Linked DNA regions of Mus musculus: regions 1 and 2 are each linked to region 3. The links are chromatin loops, found by intact Hi-C in ENCODE. Cell type or tissue: heart. All regions are shown on one strand. Region 1 has its middle 4.2 kb from the start of Ankdd1a. Region 2 overlaps Csnk1g1 (casein kinase 1, gamma 1). Region 3 has its middle 12 kb from the start of Oaz2.

The links. A loop is a pair of places that touch in the nucleus more often than their neighbours do. Peaks named below come from ENCODE experiments on the same cell type or tissue, not always from the same donor. Only the 100,000 strongest peaks of a DNase experiment are listed, where the experiment ranks them.
Region 1: it touches region 3 in a loop (5-fold over the local background); 19 of 42 quality-filtered maps call a loop at or near these places.
Region 2: a loop joins it to region 3, with 2.2 times the contacts of the local background. A loop is called at or near these places in 3 of 42 quality-filtered maps.

Annotation. Positions count from the first base shown.
Region 1 is chr9:65,523,168-65,525,667 of GRCm38, reverse strand. No RefSeq gene overlaps it. Among named protein-coding and RNA genes, the nearest start is that of Ankdd1a, 4.2 kb to the right of the region's middle. In heart, a CTCF peak has its summit at 1,553; a DNase peak (open chromatin) is centred at 1,507; H3K4me3 peaks cover 374 bases.
Region 2 is chr9:66,003,578-66,006,077 of GRCm38, reverse strand. All of the region lies in intron 7 of Csnk1g1 (casein kinase 1, gamma 1), which reads right to left. Among named protein-coding and RNA genes, the nearest start is that of Gm22657, 52 kb to the right of the region's middle. In heart, a CTCF peak has its summit at 1,497 (motif pointing right); no DNase peak of the experiment used is centred here.
Region 3 is chr9:65,663,328-65,665,827 of GRCm38, reverse strand. No RefSeq gene overlaps it. Among named protein-coding and RNA genes, the nearest start is that of Oaz2, 12 kb to the left of the region's middle. In heart, a CTCF peak has its summit at 1,450 (motif pointing right); no DNase peak of the experiment used is centred here; H3K27ac peaks cover 587 bases.

The sequences.
Region 1 (2,500 bases), 140 kb after region 3:
GCGGGAGTTGATACAGAGGGTTTGAAGGGATGTTGCTTAATGGCTTGCTCTTTGTGGCTTGTTCGGCTCGCTTACATATAGAACCAAGGACCACCAGCCCAAGGGTGTCCCCACCCACAATGGGCTGGGCCCTTCCATATCAATCACTAATTAAGAAAATGCCCTACAGGCCTGCCTGCAGCCCAGTGATTTCAGGCATTTTCTCTATTGAGGCTCCCTCCTCTCTAATGACTCTAGCTTGTTGGCATAAAACTAGTTAGTGTGTGTATATGTATGTATGTATGTATTATTATTATTATTATTACTATTAAGACTTTTTTTTTAGTTTTAAAAATTTTAAAGTTTTATCTGTGAGTGTTTGCCTGTATATATGTATGTATACCATGTGCATGCTTGGTTTTCATATGAGCTATGCTACAAGAAAATTCTTGGAAATGGAATTGCAGACAGTTATGAGACCTTATGGTTCCTGGGAACTGAACCTGGGTCTTCTGCAAGAGCAGCAAGTGCTCTCAACCACTGCACCATCTCTCCAAGTCCTAATTTATTTTTAATTTTAACTTATGAACACGTGTCTATGTCAGCCCGTCGGTTTTCTAGGCAAACATCTCTTTCCCTCTTGCTATTAGGGGTTCATTTGGTGCCAGGCATGGTAGTGCAGGTCTGTGATCATAGCCACCCAAGAAGATCGTGAGTCTCAAGCCTGTCTGGGCTACAGAGTGAGTTCGAGGCCAGCCTTAGTAATTTAGTGAGATAGTGAGACCCTGTCTCAAATAGATATACTTAGTAAAGGGCAGGCTAAGTCAGGGATGGTGTAATTATAGCACTGGACGGAGGTAGAGGCAGGAAGCCCAGATGTTCAAGGTCATTCTCAGCTATATAGCCAGATGGAGGTCAGCCTGTTCCATGTGAAATCCCATCTAAGGAAGAAAGAAAGAAAGGAAGGAAGGAAGGAAGAAAGAAAAAAGAAAGAAAGAGAGAAAGAAAAGGAAGAGAGAGAAAAAGGAAAGAAAGGAAAGACAGACAGGCAGACAGAAAAAAATCAGGACTGGAGATGAGGTTCCGGTGTTAGGTGAAATCCCGGCACTTACCAGGATTTCAGTTACCAGCACTCACAAAGCTCACACCTGTAATCTCAGGCCCTGTTTTGCTCAAAGGTGGAGGCAGGAGGATCATTGAGGCCATACTTGGCTACAAATTGAGATAAAGGTCAGCCTGGACTGCATGAGGCTCTGTTAAAAACAAAAAATAGGGCCAGCAGGTAAAGATGCTTGCTGCCAAGTCGGAAGACCCGTATTTACCCCCAAGGCACACATAGTAGAAGGAAAGAAAGAATTCCTGCAAATTGTCCTCTGAACTCCACTGGGGTCCTTCACCAGTAGACCCAACTCACTGGCTGGATCCAGTAGGTCAGGTTACACTACAGCCCGCATAGCTTGTCCCTGTGGCCCGAGTCACGTGTTTTATTAGTGTTGAGGACAGATCCATGTGCACACACTTACACACATTACGGTACAGGCAGGCTGCAGTGCTTTGTTGACTCTGGCTCCCCCGTGTGTCGAGGACCGCAGCTTCAGTGGGCCTAGCGGGTTCTGCCTTACTGCATAAGAGTTCTTGAAAACAAAACACAAACAAAACAAAACAAAAACAAACAAACAAACAAATAAACAAAAACCCAGACCCCCAATTGCTCCCAGCCCCTCTGGTTTGGGTCGTGCACAGAAGTTCATGCTTTTATGTGGTGCTGAAGATGGAAACCAAGGTTTTGTGAATGTTAGACAAAAATTCTACAACTGAGATACTTCTTCAGTTGCTTTAATATTTTTGAAAGGTAGAATACAGGGTTTATTTAAACAGTCTAATTGAAGGCTGCAGAAACTTCGCCAGTTGAGGGAGTGGAACCACCTTTGGGTTAGGAGGTTGGGTACTTACTCCTCACTGGCACTGACCTCATGCCGTTGTGGATACATCCGGGAAAAGTGTGACTAAAGAAGGCTTGAGACTGGAGGTGGACTCGGTAGTCTGAAGTATGGAGGATTCCTGGTACTGAACCATCGACTCTAGCCCTTGGGAGTTGAGACAGGGGTGTGGGTGTGTGGGGGTGTGGATTGGAGATCTGGAGTTGGAGTCAACCTGGGCTCCCTAGAGAGATATTATCTCAAAAAATAAAAAATAAAAAAGTCAGGCATAGTGACACACACCTTTAATCAGCACTCAAGAGGCAGAGACAGGTGGTTCTCTGAGTTTGAGACCAGCCTGGTCTACATTGTGAGTTCCAGGCTTATGTAGAAAGACACTGTCTCAAAAATAAATAAATAAATAAATAAATAAATAAATAAATAAATAAAATGTAAAAATAAAACAAAGGGCCGGACTTAGCTCAGTTGGTAGAGTGTGTGCCCAGCATGCAGGAAGGTGGCCTTGATCCCCAGCGCCACACAGACTGGATATTGTGGTCAACACTGTACTCTCAGCACTTAGCGGGTGGAGGCAGAAAGAT
Region 2 (2,500 bases), 340 kb before region 3:
CAGCACAACATAGCATAGCTGCTGTCTCAAATTATGGGAAACTTGCACAAGAAGGAATGAGTAGTGATACTGTAAACCTGGTCAAAGTGTCATGCTCTTTGGAAATGGGCCTAAGTGGGAAACCTGCTATTGTTTTTTACTTAAAGACACGTCAAGCTGCCTACTAAATATTTATGTTTAGACCCATATATTAGTGCTGTTCTCCACTTTTGCCAGAAAAGTTTCTGAGAGACTCCAAACTGCTGAGTGCTTCCCCTAGTGGGCTATCTCTACCCTCCAGAAAAGCTCAAGGGCATCACAGAAGGAGGTGTGGGAAGAACGTAAAGGCTGAGGATGGAAAAGAGTGCTATATAAACGACAGTCTTTGGGACAGGACATGGCCACTGCACTCATCAACTTACAGCAGCCAGCCAATAACTCCAGTGTGGGTGGGGGATGCTCCTGAGGCTCAGCTGAGGAGTGAATGACAACTGATGGTTGCTGGAGGAAGAGGAAGTCAGTTTATTTTGGCTTATGCTCTTGAAGGCAGCACTAACTGGACTCAGTGGGTTATTCAGAAGAGGAGGAGGAAGAAAAGGAAAAGATGAAGGTGAGAGGAGCATTGTTGGAAGAGGTCCAGGAGGAGTTGGAGGGTTAGTAATATAGATTTACACACACACACACACACACACACACACACGTCAAATAAACAAGAAATATTTTAACAACATAAAAATGAACAGTACTCTACAGAGTAGATGAACTGTTTCAACTTAAAAGCTTTCATTCTGTTACTGTCACCTGTGCATATCACTGTTCCTTGCTACTACTTCATAGTTGCCCTCTAAACAGTTCCTACATCATACACCTTCCAGCTCACCTTCTTCATTTGAGGGTGACCCTGTCTGAAAAGGCAACTTTATAAATAGTACTATGACAGAAGGGGGATTTTCCTTAACTTTTTGTTTTGTTTTTGAGGATGATGTCTCATTTGGTAGACCAGGCTAGCCTGGAATTCACTATGAAACTCAGGCAAGCCTTGGACTTCTGGTGATCCTCCTGCCTTCTGCTTATACAATGCTGAGAATACAGAAATGGGCCACTATGCCTGACAAAAAGGGTTTTGAAAAGGCAGTTTCTAATAAAAAAAAAGGAGACACCCATGACTGGGGCATAATTTTGTGAAGGGTCTTCCTTGAATGAACAGGTCCTGGATTAAAACTAAGAATAAAAGGAGGGGAAAAGCGTTTAAAAGGATGTAAGAAAACACAAGCTCTCCAGACAGTTTGGCCTACGTGAGGTGTCTGAAATTTGCAATAAAATGTTATGGGATTGAAAACAAGTAGTCAGACAAAAAGTTTGTTAACAGAGCATAGGAAATGAGGAGAGGAGCAGAGCATGTGAGGTGAGCAGACAGACAGGGAAGCACAGTGGGAGAGTTTCCCACACGGCATCACACCTCTGCTTTTATATCTGTTTCCTGTACGTAACAGGAAGCCTGGGGAGGATAAAAAAATTCCCTAGGCGAATGCTTCAATTGTAGCTAAGTGAGCACTAGAGGGCGAGCTCTCCACAGATTTACAATTTTCACACACACACACACACACACACACACACACACACACACACACACACCACACACACACAAATGATGTAGCTCTGTAAGTCCTGAGGAGAAAAAAAAAAGCATTGCTCTGGGACACAGAATAGAGAAACTATGACACCTAAAGTAGGTGTGAGACCTAGGTCTGTGCTCACTGTTCCTATTAACTCATATTAACACCATCTAGTAAAGTGAAAATGCAGCCAAGCCACCTACATTGGGCCTCAGTTTCTTATGTGAAAATAATGTGGCCATTTTAGGTAATTTGAAAAATCATTTTTGAGCTCTAAAAATTTATTTTTATCTATTTTTATTTTATTTTATTTTATTTTATTTTATTTTTGGTTTTTCAGGACAGTGTTTCTCTGTGTAGCCCTGGCTATCCTGGAACTCACTCTGTAGACCAGGCTGGCCTGGAACTCAGAAATCCACCTGCCTCTGCCTCCCGAGTGCTGGGATTAAAGGTGTGCACCACCACCTGGCTGAGCTCTAAAAATTTAAAATAATCAATATTAAACTATTAGGTCTTAAATCTTCATTTCTGTTTGTCTGCAGCTAGGTCTTAAAATGTAAATGAAAACCAGCACGTGCTGTCTCCATACTTGCTTGGATAGTCTGCACTGTAATGCAATAGGTAGGTCCTCCTCACTTTTCACAGTGGATTTGTTGTTGTTGTTGTTGTTGTTTTCAAAGAAGGGTTTCGCTACTAGGAAATGAACAAGACACAAATGTCTTCAACATGGTGGAGGCTCCCTTCAGGTTATAAGAAAAATGTGTTTGCTTTACAGGCACAACACCCCAATTTTAGGCTAATTGTATTTTGCTCAAAGAAAGAGTGTTCTCTAATTTTAGCCATTAAATAATGGTTTTAAACCTGGGCTGGGATGTTTTAATCAATGAGAGGTAGCTCATCTGATG
Region 3 (2,500 bases):
GTTTCTGTTTGTTTGATTAGTTACCAACAGATTAGGAATTTTCACATTAAATTCTGACTGTCTTTCTATAGAAAAATATTAAGCTGCATGGGCCCCACCCTCCTGAGCAGGAGGGCCTGAGAACAGCTCAGCATGGGTCCTGCCCTCCAGTTAGGACTGCCTCCCTCTCTGGCCCCTACAGGCCCGGTGAGTGCAACTCTTGGCCAAGCCTAGAACTTCATGAAGAACAGGGTGGCGCAAATCTGTCCTGGGAAACACCCAGACACCCAGCATCTGGCTCAGAACAGCTCCTCTATCATAGCTCACCACCGAAAACATCAGGAACATGAACGTTAGTGCCTCGGGCATTTCATTGTGCCTTCAGAAAGTTCCCACTGTTTTCACTGGGTGGGGACTCTCAGAGAAGTCATATTCCCCCGAGGACACATGGCCAGATGGGAGAAGGCTTGCCTAAACAAGGTCTCAGAAGTGAAGTAGCCAGTTAGCTGCCATGTGTCAGATACTACCAAGTGTGCTGGACTCTCCCAGGCAGTAACCCAGGAATGTTTGCAAAGGTGAAATTAACAACACCTAGTGGCACTGTGAGGTGCCACTGCATAGAATGCAAAGTGGCACTGGGGAGGCTGGCAGGGGACATTCCAAGTTTTAGTTACCAGAGGGGTCTACTTCTGTCATTCAGGCAGGCAAAAAGTCTACCAGATACAAGAAAATATAAACTCTGGGAATATCAGCTATGGTTAGAAGGCAAATGACCAGTCATTACTAACGATGTCCAGGCATTTCGTCAGTGAGGTAGAATGTTACCCACATGGCCTGATACTAACAATGTCAACCAGGTCGCCTTGAACTTGCAACGATCCCTATGCTTTTGCATCCCAAGTGATGGGATTACAGGCATAAGCTGACATATCTCACCCAACCCGATCTGTGACACCTGAATTTTAAATGATTTATTTTAATTTATGTACATTGGTGTTTTGCCTGCATGTATGCCTGTGTGAAGGTGTCAGGTTCCCTGGAACTGGAGTGACAGACAGTTGTGAGCTGCCATGTGGATGCTGAGAATTGAAGCTGGGTCCTTTGGAAGAGCAATCAGTGCTCTTAACCACTGAGCCATCTCTCTAACCCCCAACACCTGGATTTTCTATCAGCTCTGTATATCTGAATGCACTTGGACTTGGACATGTCTCTCTGCTTCTTAGAGCTGAAGCGCCTCTACCCGTGAGCCGAGACTGCTGAATGAATCAGATATCGTGGGGTCTAACACAGTTGTGTCCACAGGATCAGTAGTTTATGTAGCTGTCTAGAATGCAAAGCATGCACATATCCAGGAAGTGGTCCATGTTTGTGAGTGATTTCTCAACTGAGAGCTTTGGAGCAGGGGTCCAGATAGTCCAAGTCTGTCCTGGAAGGAAAGCAATCAAATGGCTTTGAGCTCTTTCACCAGAAGAGGGCACCCCAGCCTCGTGGTCTAGATGGCGCCTCAGCCATCACCTTCAAGGTAAAGTGAAGGGAACAAAGTAACCTCACCTTCCCTCCACCAGGGAAAGACCAAGGGCTGGAGACTTAGAGACAGGATGCAACAAAGACACGTGGGCTTAGGATAGAGGCAGGAGGAGGATAAGAGATAGGCATGGCTGCAAGCTTAGTACCAGGATGCAGGAGAGTCAGGGGCCAAGGTCATCTACAGTTACATAGCAAATTCAAGGTTATCCTGGGCTTATGTGAAACTGTCTCAAACAAAAACCGTGACCAAAAAAAAAAAAAAAAAAAACAAAACATAACAACAAAAACCCTAATAAATTAAATAGAGCTTCCTGGGGTCAGAGTATACCACACCTACAAACACAGGCAAGAACAGCTGGAGTAGGATCACCCTGAAGTTTCCTAAGAAGGTACTGCCATCTCCAGTGAACAGAGCTAAATCCTGTCCTGAAGCGCCTGAAAGCCAGGTTGGGCTGACTGCAGCCATCAGTATGCAATGTATATGCAAGCACACACGAGAGAGTGCAGTACTGAGGAAATCTTAGCAGAGGCCTTGGCTCCCCATTTGCACCTCATAACCCTCTAATAGTATCTCCTCCAGTCTTCCTTCCCTGAGCAGAGCTGATTTCCAGGAAACACGTTGCAGATTCTAGGAATGTGGATCTGAATTTAGATAGAAACAGACCCATCAGAGAAGTCTCTGATTCAAGTGACCCTGTCCTGGGAAACCAGGAGGGAGAATGACAACCCTGCACCTAACTCTTCCCATTTCTGGGTGTTCCTCACTTGAACAGCTCAGCCATCTGGGTCTCTCGTTGTACATGCCATTCTAAGGAACAGAAACTACACCTTATTCTCCATCTTCCACCAAGTGCAGGCTTCACTGGAGTTGTGTGTGTGTCTGTCTGTCTATCTGCCTGGGCTGGTGTAGAGGACCTGTGTTTGATTCATAGCACCCACACGCTGGCTCACAACTCGAGTTCCAGGGAACCTGACACCCTTTCTGACTTCTGCA